Linked DNA regions of Mus musculus: regions 1 and 2 are each linked to region 3. A link is a loop called in an ENCODE intact Hi-C map of the cell type or tissue named here. Cell type or tissue: heart. All regions are shown on one strand.

The links. Hi-C counts contacts between places; a loop is a spot of excess contacts. Peaks named below come from ENCODE experiments on the same cell type or tissue, not always from the same donor. Only the 100,000 strongest peaks of a DNase experiment are listed, where the experiment ranks them.
Region 1: a loop joins it to region 3, with 5 times the contacts of the local background. A loop is called at or near these places in 17 of 42 quality-filtered maps.
Region 2: a loop joins it to region 3, with 7 times the contacts of the local background. A loop is called at or near these places in 24 of 42 quality-filtered maps.

What each region holds. Positions count from the first base shown.
Region 1 is chr13:23,790,210-23,795,209 of GRCm38, reverse strand. Trim38 (tripartite motif-containing 38) reads right to left here. Exons shown (of 6, transcript NM_001029935.2): 6 at 3,682-4,250. The coding sequence ends at 3,715. It overlaps Gm11337 (a long non-coding RNA gene), which reads left to right. Exons shown (of 3, transcript XR_873174.1): 3 at 309-808. Among named protein-coding and RNA genes, the nearest start is that of Trim38, 10 kb to the right of the region's middle. In heart, a CTCF peak has its summit at 2,533 (motif pointing left); no DNase peak of the experiment used is centred here; H3K27me3 peaks cover 236 bases.
Region 2 is chr13:24,110,631-24,115,630 of GRCm38, reverse strand. It overlaps Carmil1 (capping protein regulator and myosin 1 linker 1), which reads left to right. Exons shown (of 38, transcript NM_026825.3): 13 at 53-156; 14 at 3,540-3,617; 15 at 3,745-3,821. Among named protein-coding and RNA genes, the nearest start is that of Gm33573, 67 kb to the left of the region's middle. In heart, a CTCF peak has its summit at 2,534 (motif pointing left); a DNase peak (open chromatin) is centred at 2,530; H3K27me3 peaks cover 2,714 bases.
Region 3 is chr13:24,278,372-24,283,371 of GRCm38, reverse strand. It overlaps Carmil1 (capping protein regulator and myosin 1 linker 1), which reads left to right and starts at 2,582. Exons shown (of 38, transcript NM_026825.3): 1 at 2,582-2,811. The coding sequence starts at 2,772. In heart, a CTCF peak has its summit at 2,003 (motif pointing right); DNase peaks (open chromatin) are centred at 2,291 and 2,821; H3K4me3 peaks cover 2,180 bases; H3K27ac peaks cover 1,503 bases; H3K27me3 peaks cover 3,070 bases.

The sequences.
Region 1 (5,000 bases), 490 kb after region 3:
GTCCCTGCACCTTAAACTATATGTATGTATCAGGCCAGTAAAATTAATGGTCCTTAGGACCAACGACACCTCTTTAGGGCAGAATGAGTCCACAATTTGACTTATTCACTAAGACCAGTGGTGAATGTAACAGAGCCCCCAGGCCTTAGCACATCTGACTCCATAATAAAAGTACCATTCAGGTTATAAAACTCAACACATAGACAGCACCAACTGCCAAAAGGAACACAAAGGCCTAATCCATCAATGTCCATAGTTGTAGGAAAAAACCCTTTAAATGTACTAACCTTGCTTTTTGGCCTCTGCAGTTCCACTTCTGGCTAACTGTTCTTGTCAACTGAAGTATGTCAACCCAGGACATGTTTTTTGTGCTTACAAGCCCACCTTGGAGAAGGCTCAGGTCTATACTGGAATCCCAAACATCTAATGTAGTTGCTGGCTGGCTAATAAAGGACTTTCTGTTGGCTCACCCCATGTCTGAGCAGTCTTCTCTTATGAAGACCTCCATAAAACTAAGAGTCCTGGTAAGGAAAGAGCAGCACATGGCCTGTGAAGCCCCATTGACTTCTGCCACCAATACACCTTGGAGATGAAGCAGAGTGTCTGCTGGGGACTAAATATGGTGTTAGGAAGACAGTGGGAGAAGAGCCGGATCTGAAGAACTACCTGGATTGGAGTAAGGGACCATTCATTCTTTTTTGGTTTCATTATTCCCTCTTCTGGACTTAAGGAAGCTCACCATCCACAGATGAGCACAGAAGTATGTGGGTGTGTTTTCTTTTTCTCTTTGGTGGTTTGAATGATAATGGTCCTTATAGGCTCATATGTTTGAATGCTTGGTGAAACTATTTTAGAAGGATTAGGAGGTGTGGTATTATTGGAGGAGGTGTGTCACCGGGGGTGGGCTTTGAGGTTTTAAAAGCCCAAGCTCTTCCAGTTGGCTCTCTTTCTGCTACTTGGTTATTGTCTCAATATGCAAGCTCACAGCTACTGCTCCAGGCTGAAGCGAAATAAAAAATAAATACATAATACTACCTGTCTGTTAAAATGTTCCCAGGATACCAAATATGGATTCCAACCCTCTAGGACCATGAGCCCCAAATTAAACACCTTTTTTTATGAGTTGCCTTGGTCATGGATTTAATTAACTTCATGCTGCTACAGCTTCCCAGGCCTATGTGTTTGACCAAAGCCGAGCAGAAGAGCACAGAGACCAAACACACACACACACACACACACACACACACACACACACACACACAAAACCCAACATTCAACACACATCTTGAAATCACAGTTTCCCTGACTTTAGATGTCTTATCACTAAAATACTAAAATTTTAGGGATGTGGTTGCTTGAGAATTAGAATGAAAGAGAAAAAGAAAAAGAGAAAAAAATTACAGCCATCTCTCTCTGTCTCTCTGTGTGTTTCTGCCTCTGTCTTTCTACACACACACACATACCCCAAGCCTATCTGTATTTCTCTGCCTACTTGGAGATAGAGGGCTGTCTGGCTCCCAACTCTCACCCTAAACAGCCACAGTCCTTAAGAAATGAACTATGGGTAGAATGCCACTAAGGACCCAAAATAGTTATAGAAGAAATCTGAATGATAGTTCAAAACAGTTAAGAGCTGACCTGCCAAGGAGTCTTGATGGGGTGATAAAACCTGACTCTAATGAGGTTGATGACTTGCTAAAGCAAATGAAATTCATAGGAATTAAATAAGAAGCAAGGCTCCCATGAGGTGACATTTAAACCCACCAAGGGAGCCAGGGATATATTATAACTTAGTTGGTAGAATGTCTGCTGAGCATGTATGAGCCTCCCTACTTGACCACCAGAATCACAAACATTGGATGTAGTGATGCCCCCTGTATTTCCAGCACGCAAGAGGTGGATGCAAACAATCAAAAGTTCAAGGTTATTATCTGCTACATAGTGAGTGTCAACTTGGACAACCTGAGATACTGTCTCTAAAAACTAAAATCGATCAACCAGTCAATAAAGTCATAATTATGCATGGTAGTTCATACCTATAATCTCAACACTCAGCACTTGAGATGCTGAGGCAGGAGGATTTCCATAAGTTTGCAGCCAGCCTGGGCTACATAGTGAACTCCAAGATAGCTTATCTAATCAGATCTTATCTAAGTTGGGGGGCTTTGGAGGGGGGGAGAAAGAATTTTGTTGTTCTGAATGAAAATTAATATTATTGCCAAGTGTGTTGTTGCATGCCTTTAATCCCAGCACTCGGGGTGGAGTCAGGTCCATGGAGCTCTATGAGTTCACACAGCCAGCTTGGTCTACAAAGCTAGTTCCAGGCCAGAGTGAGACCCTATCTCGAAGAAAACCAAAAAGCAACAACAAAGAAAAACACCAAAAACATCGCTGGCTTAAATTGTTTAAAATCTTTTGTAAGAACAAGATGACTTTTACCTTTATTTGATCTTGGACCAAGAAGTATTTACATTTTATTAAAGCCAAAGCTGTGTTATCACAGCCACCAAAAATACAAGACTGCCACCTACTGGTCAGCATGTTAGCTAACAGCATGGTGAACCACACAAAGCTTGCTTTCTCTTATGTGCCTCTGGTGTAGATTATGAAAACTATGAAAGAAAGATGGAATAAAAATGGAGAAACATGGTTATTGAATTCTCTAGGAAACTGAAAAATAGATTCTAAAAATTCATCCAAAGTGTATTTTTAATTGTACAAGAAAATGGTATAAAATTCTTTTTCAATCTCCATGCCTCTTTTCCAAAATAGGAATAAAGCATGGATATCAACAACCACTATGTATGTACATACATACGTATGTATGTATGTATGTATGTATGTACATATGTACGTATGTATGTATGATGTATGTATGTATGTGTACACACACACACACACACACACACACAACACACACGTATGATTTCTTTATTAGTATGGCTTATAGGCTGTGGCCCAGCTAGTCAACTATGATTGCCAACCAAAAGAAAGTCCAAAAATCCAGAATTGTTCAATACACGAAGCTGAATATCTCAGTTGTTCTTCAGTATACATTGAAATCTAGAAGAAGTAGGCTCAACTGCCAGGGAAAGAATGGACATGCCAGAGAGACCTGAGACAAGCAGGGAGAGAGAGAGAGAGAGAGAGAGAGAGAGAGAGAGAGAGAGAGAGAGAACTTTCCCTACCATGTCCTTTATATAGGCTTCCAGCAGATGTGGCCCAAAGTGGATCTTCTTCTGGAGAGATGGCTCAGTGGTTAAAAGCAATGGCTGCTCTTCCAGAGGTCCCGAGTTCAATTCCTAGCACCCACATGGTGGCTCACAAACATTTGTAATGGGATCTGATGCCCTCTTCTGGTGTGTCTGAAGACAGTGACAGTGTATTCAAATATATAAAAATAAATAAATCTTTTTTAAAAGTTTGCAAAAGAGATAAAAGTGGTCTTTCAACTTTTAATGATTTAATTTAGAAAAACATCCCTCACAGCTGTGCCCACTATAAACAGAAAACAATAATTACCTTCAAACACAGGGATCGTGCAATATGTTTTGAGTCATTCAATATTCAACACATTTGAAAGGGTTATTAATTCAATGCATATTTATTGAAAGTTCACTAAAAGAATTGGGATAGCAGTGAAGATAAAGTTTCTGCCTTGTGATATTTATGGGTTTTCTATGAGGCTACTTAAGGCATAGGGACTTACTTCTTTCATTGATTATTTATGGCAGGCAGGAACAAAGGAGAATATTGATAAACCTGGAAAAAGGGCCTCAGAGTATCCTGGAAGGAAGCCTTAGGGAAGGTGAAGATATGAGAGCCAGTAGTTACACTGTAAAACGATACAGCTCCAGCCTCATAGTCTAGGAAAACTCCCAGAATCTGGGGCTTTTCAATCAGATGAAGGGGAGGAGTAGGGGTAGAAGTAAGAGCTTCAAGGCCGTCCTCTTCAGACATCTTGATGGTCCAGAATCCAGACTCAGGCTCCTTCTTCATGTTAAAGCCCCTGTGCACATTCTCTACACAGACTCCCAAATCCCAACTGGTTGCATTCTCAACAGAGACTTCAAAGTAATATCTCCCCGAAGTAAAGCCCTCACAGCCCAGGACACAGGGTAAACCATAAAACCTCTTGGCTGAAGATCTTGCCTGAAGATCCCTGGGGCATCTTTTGTAAGTCACTAATCTTCCACCTTTAGTCAGAGCTAGGTCAAGGTGGGCTGTGCTGGGGTCCAGGATCACGCTGACTGTAAAAACAACCATAACCAGTCTTTTAAGAGTTACAAACGTAATACTTTACAAAGACAAAACTCTGATCAAATATGACTTAAGCATGTAAGTCTGTGCAAACCATATATAAAGTACCTATAAAAAGAAAATCACCATGCCTATTGTAAGCCATGAGGAGAGTTGAGTTAATGTTTGTCTGAGATATGGTACATATATGTCTAACAAACAGTGGCAATAATACCATCAATTCCCTTATCTCTATCACTGGCATCATGGTTCATTCAGACACGCCAAGGATTAGAACTCTTTAGAATTACTCTGGTTCCTGTTCTGCCCCAAATCATTCTGATTCAGAACTTTTATGACTGCTGACATTGATCATGGAGCATAAAGGAGTCCTTCCCCTCTTTGTTTATAATTACATTCTACCCAAACACTATCTCAAAAAAAAATCTCCACAAATAAACAGAAAGCACAAACAAAAACTATCACTAATGGAAAAGAGAAACAAAACAATTTCTCCAATATTGACTAGAGGTTTTTGAATTTAGTAATCATGGGCCAGAAGCTATAGGATATACCAGGCACTGAGTAACAGACAGAGCATGAAGCTTATTCACTGGGATAATAATGTCCCTTCATTATTGAGAAAAGTCCCTAAAATTATTTCCAGTATACTACATGCTGCTCAACTACTGTGGTACTTTGAGCGAGAATGGCCCCCATATACTCAGATATTTGAACGGTTTGCCCCCAGTTGGTGAGAC
Region 2 (5,000 bases), 170 kb after region 3:
TCATTTGTTTCTGAGAGTGGACGCTGAGCTTTGATGGTTTCTCTCGTTACAGGGGTGAACAGCCTTTGTCAGTCCCTCAGTGCCAACCCTCTGACTGCCTCTACCCTCACCCACCTGGACCTCTCAGGGAATGCCCTCCGCGGAGATGACCTCTCGGTAAGGTTTCCACTCGTCCAGCCCCTAGAGCGGCCATTTCAGAAAGCCTGCCATCATTTCTAACCCTGCTGTCCCAGCCCGTTCCTCTACCATCCTCTACAATCACATTAAATGCTAGTGAAGTGTCGGGAAAACTCCACAGGCTGCTTTAATTGAATCTGTCTGTCACCATAATTAAGTTGTTTTCTCACTTAATGATGCTGAGGTTCAAATCCTTTTTGGAAACGCTATTTCATCATTAAATAGTGTTGTTGGGATGCAGGTGCTGTTTGTTTTGAGAGAATGCGTCGGCCTGGAGCCCACTGTGGAGTCAGCCAGGCTGGCCTCCAGCTCACAGTACCTGTCCTAATTCATTCTCTCCAGTGAGTGCTGAGATTGAGGGTCCGAGCCTCAATCTTTTCTTTTTCTTATGTTTGTATTTTCTTGTTTGTTTATTTATGTTGCTGTTAAAAGAGGCCATTAGGATAACCCCAGTCATAGACTAGTCCATAAATAAGATAAGAGTAATCGGGAGCTACTCATGAGAGTTTGGTTGTGAAAGCAAAATAGGTATGTAGAGAGAGAGAAAGAGAAAAAGAATGAGAGACAGAGAGACAGAGATTGATTGATTGATTGATTGATTGATTGATTGATTGACTCTGGGGCCTGGAGAGATGGTTCAACAGTTAAGAGCACTGTCTGCTCTTCCAGAGGTCCTGAGCTCAATTCCCAGTAATCACATGGTGGCTCATAACATCTATACTGGGATCTGTGCCCCCTTCTGGAATCCAGGTATACATGCAGATAGAGCACTCATATGTAAAATAAATTTAAAAACAATCCCCTCAATTTTAACATGATGTTTTATGTCCATGAATAGCAATATAAATGTCTGATAGAACCTCGTGTTGTGGGGGGTTAGTTATGAACTCATTCTGTGGTAAATTGTCCCTTCTGGTCACTATGCAGTTTATAGTTTATGCAGTCACAGTTTAGGAGAAATCTCCCTTTGATAACAGGGCATGCAGATAGTGGGCATTTGGAAAGGGACTTTATTTGTATACTTCTGTCTTAGTGTTTCAATTGCTGTGACTAGACGCCGTGACCACAGCAACTCTTATAAAGGAAGACATTTAATTCAGGTTGGCTTACAGTTTCTGAGGTTTAGTCCTTTATCATCAAGGCATAAAACATGGTTTTGTACAAGTAAACATGGTACTGGACAAGGAGTTGAGAGTTCTACATCATGATCTGCAGGCAGCAGGTGACTGTTTCATATTGGCCAAAGCTTGATCATGTGAGATCTCAAAGCCTGCCCCCACAGTCTCACACTTTCTCCAACAAGGCCACACCTACTCCAACAAGGCCACACCTCTTAATAGTGCCACTCTGCAGGAGCCAAGCACTCAAACATTGAGTGTATGAGGGTCCACACCTATTCAAACCACAATGACTACTTCACAGAGATGAGAAACGTTGGAATTTATTCTCATTTATTTTGTTTTACTTTACCTATAAGGCAGGGTCAGTAAAGCTTTGTGTGTGTGTGTGTGTGTGTGTGTGTGTGTGTGTTTATTAAAGTCACTCCCCACACACACACATTTGAAGTCAATGAACAGAGCTTGTTTCCTGCTGTCTCTTGACTTCCCATTTTTCATCTCTAGTGTTCATGTCACTGATAATCCTTAAGCCCACTTCCTCCCAAGATAGAGCAAGAAGCTCCATGGGAAAGACCACAGCTTACATGAGGTGGGATACGGTACATTCCTAGTACTCAAGAGGCGGAGACAGGAGGATAGCCATGAGCTCGAGGTCAGCCTGGGCTACAAAGTGAGATCCAGGCAAACCTGAGTTACAGAATAAGACCCAGTCTCACAACATAAAATAGGGGCTGGAGAGATGGCTCAAGGGTTACGTGTGCTTACTAGTTTAGCAGAGGATATAGGTTTGCACACACACGGCAGCTCACAAGAACCTATAACACTAGTTCCGGGGGCTCTGATGCCCTCTTCTGATCTCTGTGGGTTCCTGTGTGTATGGATATGGTGCACATACATATGCTCATCTGCATACTCATAAAATAAATAAGTAAATATTTTAAAATAAAATAAATGAAACAAAAGCAAAGGCAAATAAAAAAGAGGCAGAGATTAAGTAATAAGACTGGAATAACAGTCTCCACACTTCCTGGTCAGAAGGTACAGCTTGTTCCGGTCACCTCTGGGTACAGTGGAGTGCAGTGGGGGCTGAGTGAACATGGGCTCCTAGCCAAGGACACAACACCAAGGCTCGAAAGTCCTCAGCAGGTGCACACACTCACCTGGCCTTGTGCTTTCTGGGACAGCCACAGGCAAAGAGCATCCTCACTACCTCAGGAAGAGTTCCCCCTGCTGGTGGAAGGAAGCAAAACCACAGCAAAATAAAATGCCTTAAGGAAGGTCATGGACCCAGAGCCTGAGGGATTCTGTGTAAATGAAGGCAGCGTGTTTCTGCTATCCCAGAAATCAGTCCTGGGCCCCTGGTTACTCCAAAGTATCTGCGGGCCAGTTTTATGTTCTTTCGAATTCCTTGCTGGCGAGGAATTTTCTGAAGTACCATAGAGTCACAGTGTAGCATTTCATGAGTGTTGACTGAGGAATGAGGCTCTGTCAGCATAGGCGTGCATGTTCTTTTAAGTAACTGGTGGCACCCAGTGAAGGTAGCCATCTGGGGCAGGGAACTTGGACTGTGCCATTGGAGAGCTCGGGCTCTTGTTCACACTGGGGAAATTAACGGACATCAGAGGGATTTATTTCATTGTTTCCATGCAGGGTTGTGGGGGTTCGGAACTTTTAGGCATTGTGACCCCAGACGAATATACTTACGCAGCACTTGAAGTTTGAGTCCTTTTGGCTTTGTTTTCCTAATACTTTGCTCAGGACGATCCTGTTAGATTTTAGAAGTCTCTAAAGATAAAGAAAACATTATTATGTTGGGGAGAAGAGAACACAGCCTGAGACCATCTGTGGCTCAAATTCAAATAGCACTTTTCTCAGCAGTGACTTAGGTCTTGATAGGGTGACTGCAATTCACAGGGTATTTTAGACTCAAGAGTTAAAGTTAACTAACAATGCTCAAATTACAGAATAAAAATCGAACTGGTCAAGAAATCAAAGCCGTGTGTAAAGGGGGGTGTATTGCAGTGACTCTCCTCTTGGCCATATTTATTTGCCTGTGTAACTTTACTTTAAGCAGCCTTTGGGTTTTTGCTCCTAGAGAAGGAGATAGAATAACAGAAACATCGGCAAACCTTTCTGAGAAACAGCCGAGAAGGTCCGGGGCATGCGAGTGACTGGGTTTTGAAGCCCAGACTTGCCTGTGTCTCTCTAGAACCTAACCTTCACTTACTTTTTGTTCCTTTGCAGCACATGTACAATTTTTTGGCCCAGCCCAACACCATTGTTCATCTGGATCTATCTAATACAGAATGTTCTCTGGAGATGGTAATGCCTCTTTCTACTCTGCCTCTCGGAATGCCTCTTTTGATGGGGTGGAGGCCTTTCTCTTTAGTGAAATGTTTTCATGGACCTAGAATTGTGCAAAAGCGCTAATGTCCCATTTCTTCCTCAGGTGTGTAGCGCTCTCCTCCGGGGTTGCCTTCAGTGTCTCGCTGTGCTCAATCTCTCCAGATCTGTCTTCTCTCACAGGTATGGCTGTCCCCTGCTACCACTGCGGCCTTAGAGTCTCTTCTTCTGAGAAGAGTTGTGAGGAACACAGAGTGATTAATGAACAGAGGAGTTGTTGTTGTTGTTGTTTGAGACAGAACCTCACACTACAGCCTGGCTTCAAACTCATGCCAATCTTCCTGCCTCCGCCTCCCTAGAGCTGGGATTACAGGTTTGTAGACCTCTGTAGCTGACTTGGAAAGTCAATGTTACATACGAAAGATAAATCTTAAATGAGTCTTAAATCATAGCTGTAAGTTTGAGGGCTTGAAAGTTTAAGATTTGTGCTGCAATGCAAGCTTTAAGGGGCTTGTCTCTAACTAGCCTGCTTATCTGAGCTCTGTGATAGTGTGTGGTTTCACATGCGTGGACAGGTACTCTGTCTACAGCTTCTTCTCAATGGTGAGGCTAGAAGTTCATATGAACAGCCTCAAGTGCAAAGAAGAATGGTCACCCTGGAGTTTGTGTCTGTAATTTGTAGGAGGTGAGGGCTAAGTACAGCAACTTAGTTCTCCCTCTAGAGTTATGCTTGCTGACACAGTACATTAGAAGCAGTAAGGATTCATAAACATTGTTCATGTTGCAGGGAGAGAGTGATGAGAGGCACTTGACTCCCCTCAGGTGCAGCGTTCATAGCCATCATGTGCGTTAGTCCAGTTCAATCCTCGTGTAGGATCATGAGCTCATGGCATCAATTGCATTGTGTCTGTTATACTCTTTAATGGTCTGGGGTACTGCCTAATAACAGTGCCTTCTCCATATTTCCTAGCCAGTCTTTTAAAAATCTTATATATTCAAGGGAATAACTTGACTTATTTAGAAAACTCAGTTTGGTGGCATGCTTTATTCTATTCTTTGCCTTGAAAATATGCCAATATGTTTCTAAATACTTTGGGTCCATTACTTCAAGAGTCTCCCATTTGGAAGCACATGTGCATAATCTCAGTTAGCAGAGGCAAGAGAGTTGGGAGTTCAAGGTGATCCTCAACTCACATAGTGCATTTGAGAACAGCCTTGATTACATAGGACTCTGTCTCAAACAAGCAAGCAAAACAAGATAGGGAGGGGGAGAGATGAGCCTTTACATATCAAAAACATGCTTCAGATTCCTCAGTAGAGTGTAGTTAGAGAATGTCAAGTCTGGCAGACAGCATGGTGAGA
Region 3 (5,000 bases):
GCCTTATCCAGGTCATTGAGGCAGAGGCTCCTCCGGCAGTGTGCAAGAGGCCCTGGGTTCAATCTCCAACAGCACACAGATGTTTTCTACATTTCCTGCCTTCAAAGTGCCTACTGTTTAGTTAGGAAACCACCAACTCTCCCTTCCCCTACCCCAATCCAGGATTCAAGGGTTAAATGGTAAAACTGGACAAAGACACAAGAATAAAGGGAGGCCCTCGTATGTTTGAGCTTTTAAGTGTGTTGTGTTTCAGTCTTAGGAATCTCAGAGATCTGAAAAGCCCTGAAGAAATTTTATGAAGAAGGTACACAAATGATAGGTTTGTAAACAGTAAGAAGCAGATACCTGAAGAGAGTCTTGGAGAGAGTAGAGTCTGGGGGACTGGGAGAAGGCTCAACTGGTAAAGGCCGTTGTCAGAAAGCCGAGTTTGATCTCTGGGATGAACCCACAGAGGGATCAAACTGAATCCACAAGTTGTCCTGTGACCCCCACAAACCCCCAACTGGCCCATTATGTGCACATACAGTAATAGTACATTTAAAAGAATGGAGTCTCGCTGTCTGATTCAGGGATGGAGTGGGGTGAACCAGGTGGGAAGGGGAAGCCATCATCAGATTATCTGCTGTAGAAGGTATGGTTCCAGCACTACAAGCACCGTTTTCATTAGAATACTTGTAAGAAATCTCTTGACTGTTGAAGGAAGGGATGGGGGAGCCAATAGTACCTTACGTGAGATTCCAGCTGCTCTCTTCTACACTCGGAGCCAGTGGTATGTGATTTGGCCCTAACTGCCTGTGGCTGTGTATATAAAATGTGGACTCCCAGTTAAAAGTGGGGCTCCATTTGTAGAGCTGTGAGGAAATCTTCATCCATGTAAGGGTACATGACTGCTTTAGGGTCACCCACACTCCAGTAAGTAACCCCTCACCCGTGTTCTGTGTAAGTCCAGTAACCACATTGGTTCTCCAAGATGGACTTTGATGAAACGGAACTCTGTGGTTGGAGCCCTGCAAGGAGGGTGTCTGTTTACAGTCTTCCCAAGGAAAGAGCTCAACCAGCAGTACTCTAGAGGAAACTAAACATTGTTCTTAGAAAAGCAAGGTCCATAGCAGTCTTCAAAACCAGACTACCAACTCAGCCTAATAGCACATGCCAGGATCCTGGCACCTGGAGGCCGAGGCAGGAGAACTGTGGCCTAGCCTACCAGTGAGACACTTAAAAAAAAAAAAAAAAAAAAAAGGAAAAAAAAAATCAAACCACCAATAGTAGACTTAACAGTCAGATGTTTCCCTGTGACACCGGCACTCTGAAAGGCAGAGGGAGACAGATCTTTGCTTTGTAGACATGACAAGCTTGGTCTAGTTAGCAAGTTCCAGGCCAACCTGGGTTACATATTGAGACCCTGTCTCAAAAACTAACCCACCCACCCATCCACCAACCAATACAACTACAATAACAGAACCTAAGCTGCCAGAGGCCAGTGTTTCCCCCTCTTTTCCCCTCTCCCTCTTTTCAACCCTTTAAAGCAGGAACCTGATTGGTCAGTCAGGGACATTCTCTTTGGGTGATGGAAGTGCACATAAGTACTCCAGAACCTGAGATCTTTCCTCTGGGAAGGTTGGATGGGTTGGGTAAAATTGAATCAGATTTAGCAGCAGGAATATTCCAGCTTTTGGCAACCATGTCTGGTCCTCCGATTTGCCCCAAGCTTAAGGAGACTGGGTCGCCATTAAAAGGCATTTTCCAAAGGGGCCCCTGTCTTGCCATCTTACGGTTGTCTATTGATTGCATGTAGCTCTTAATCAACATAGATGGGGAATTAACAATGAGGGTGCGAAGACACAAGGCTCAGCGGGGCCCGAGATCCAGAAGTGCACGAAAGGATCTCAGAAAGCACTAGCTTCCGCGCTGGGGGCTCTGCAGCTCTGAGCCTCAGGGTCCATTGGCCTGCCTGGATTTGGGGGATAAACCCTCGCGCAGCCCGGGCCCTCCACGCTGGCAGCCAGCAGATGGCTCTCGGGCTCTCTCAACTGCACGGTCTATCCCTCTCCAGACGCAAGCGTCTGCTGCACCGAAGCGAGGCTGCGAGGAGGGGCGCCGAGCCCGGCGCCGCCGCAGCAGTCAAGGCAGCAGCCACCGCAGCCAAGCACCGCGTCGGTCCCCGGGCTGTGCCCCGCGCCGGGCACCGTGCGCCCAGGCCCGGAGGCCGGCCGGGGACCCGTGCGGAGGCCGCTCTCGCGAGGCGGGGAGGAGACGCAGGGGGACCAGGAGGAGGAGCAGGAGAGGGTGAAGGAGAGGAGGAGGAGCGGGAGAAGGGGAAGGAGGAGAGCAGAGCCGGCCCGCCCCTGCCCAGCCCAGCCCGCAGGAGGCCGAGACCAGCCAGGCGGCCCAACCCTCGCCTTCCGCTTCACCTACGCCCAAGGTGCGGCGCAGAGGCCGGGCTGCGCGGCGCCCGCCCGGGAAGAAGCCGGTGTTGCAGCCGCCTTGCGTTCGGCCCCTGAAGCAGCGAGCCGAGAGGGAGGCATGTAGCGACGGCCGCAGAGCCAGCTCGGATTTTCAACTCTTAGGATTTTTTTTTTTTTTTTTTTTTTTTTTTTTTGGTACTGCGGGCGCGCGGCAACCTTGGATCAACGCCCCGCTGCTCCGGCCGGCCCACTCTTTCCTTGCAAGCTGCGGCTTCCTCGCGGAAACATTAAAGGGTCTGAAGAAGGGCGCGGGGCCGAGAGTCAGAGAGTGGGACCCGGGATCTCCCCGCGCCCAGTGGGGCAACCATGACCGACGAGAGCTCCGATGTCCCCCGGGAGTTAATGGGTAAGCTTGGCGCGGGGGCCGACTGGCCATCTTTCTCTGCGCACACCTCCTTTCCGCCTCCCTTCCCATCTCCGTCCTCTCGCAGTCTCCGCGCTCTCCTGCGCAAGTGGCGTGGGGCAGGGTCGCCGGGGGAGGGGGCGGGGTGGGGGGAGAGGCTAGAAGTTTGCTGGCCCGATGGCCGCAGGAACTGGGTGCAGAGAGAGAAGAAGGAGTGGAGAGGAATCTGGAGCCCTGGGGGACTCCACGCAGATCTCCCTGCTCAGCCCCACCAGGTGAGTCAGGTTGGCGGAAGATGGAGCTGGAGGGGCGTCCCTTCCAGTGGCCAACTCCCTGGTCCCAAACTCTGGAAAGTCTGGTAAAGCCTAGCAAGGAGGATGCCTGGCGACTGTAGGTTCCCTCGGGCTCATGTCAGGCACCCTCCAGGAAATTCCCGTTTGGGGCTGCCCCTCTTACTGACGGCCTCAGGGATGGAGGCGCCCGTCCAGCGTCAGGACCCAGCCTGACAAGGCGTGGCTTTGAGGATTGAGTTGGAAGCTAGAGGGTTACCCGGCCGATGCCTTCTCAGTCCAGGAAATGGAGGGTTAATGATAAACGCCTCATTTTAATAATGATTAACCTGCCGACCACCTTCAGTCTCTTTGGGAACACGTGTGTTACCCTGTGCCAGGTGACTGGTTTGCTTGAGGCCCTTATTGGGGGAGGGGGTGTCTTCTTTTGGAGCAGAGGGCAGAGAGAGCATTGCTTGGAATTTAAGTCCTGGAGCTTAGCTTTATCTGGAAAGGTTAAATGGCAGAAGACAAATGGGCTAGGAGCGCTGGAAACCAGCGCTTATGCTCGTGTGGAGTGCGTTGACTTGCACTAAGGTGAATATGACTTTATGGACGTACTTTGAGCTCCAGTGACTGGTATTCCCTGAGGAATACTGGGCACACACTTGATGTTCCCTGGATTCCCTGGGCGCTGACAAGGAGGGAACGTTCTCACCGATTCACCATAGTCTGGAATTTGCCCCTCTGCTGTCCACCCAGCATTGATACTTGAGAGGGCATGGTGTGCCCCCGCAAAGCTGCTCACTCTGCAGGTAAAACTTGGCGGGAAGAAGCTGTTGCCCGTTTTGTATGGAACTCTGCCTTTGTTGAACTGAAAACATGCCAACACACACACACACACACACACACACACACACGAAGTAAGGTATTTGTGCACACCCCCTACTTTGTCTCCTCAATTTCGAGACTCTTTCTGAGACATTATCGAGTGGCCCATCCGGTTCTGGGTGTTTCCAACACCCTGCCTGAACACGAAACTAACGCTGGAGGCTCCAAAGATGCCTCCAAGGGTGGCAGATTTCTAGAAAATCATGTAGCATTGTCCTGGGACCTGAAGTTTAGGTGATTTGGACTCCAGATAAAGTGTAAACGGTGAAATAAAAAGATGCTGCTGTTTATCAGCGGTTCTCAGTACTTAAGTATGTTTAAAAGGTGAATTTGACCCCTCTTTTGAAAGGAACTTTTGTGTTGAGTCAGTATTGTATATTGGTGATTTTGGAAGGATGGTGGCTCGAAGGACCCTTCTCCAGCTAACCATTTGGTGTATTCTCTTCATTGCCCTTCTGTGGTTTGTCTAATAGCATTTTCCTAGGCCTCTGTGTTGTCTGGTTAGGCTTTGGTGGTGGTGGGGTTCACCGATGTTGCTGGTTCCAGGAGCTCACAAGCATTTTAGCTGATCAGTTAAAACAGACTGCAAAGGCCTCGCTGCCTTTTCCTAAACTTCTCCTTTAAGGCCTGTAAGCTGTGTATGACATATCTTTCTATTAAAGGTTTTGTTGTTGTTTTGTTTTTTGTTTTAAAGACAAGGATTCTTGTAGCCCAAGATAGGTGCCGACTCACTAGATGAGTCTGACCTTAAGCTATTCTCACTCTCCCTCCTGCCTCAGTCTCCTGAATGCTGGTTTACATGTGTGCGCTGCCCTTAGGCTTTTATGGAATAGTTTTAAATACAGAAATCAGAGGGTGTGTGTGTGTGTGTGTGTGTGTGTGTGTGTGACAGTGGCCCAGGCTTTTAGTCCTAGCACTGGAGAGGCAGAAGCTAGGGGAACCTCTGTGAGCTCAAGGCTAGCATGGTCTACATACTGACTTCTAGGCCAGCCAAGACTACATAGAGAGACCTATGTCTCAACAAACAACAGA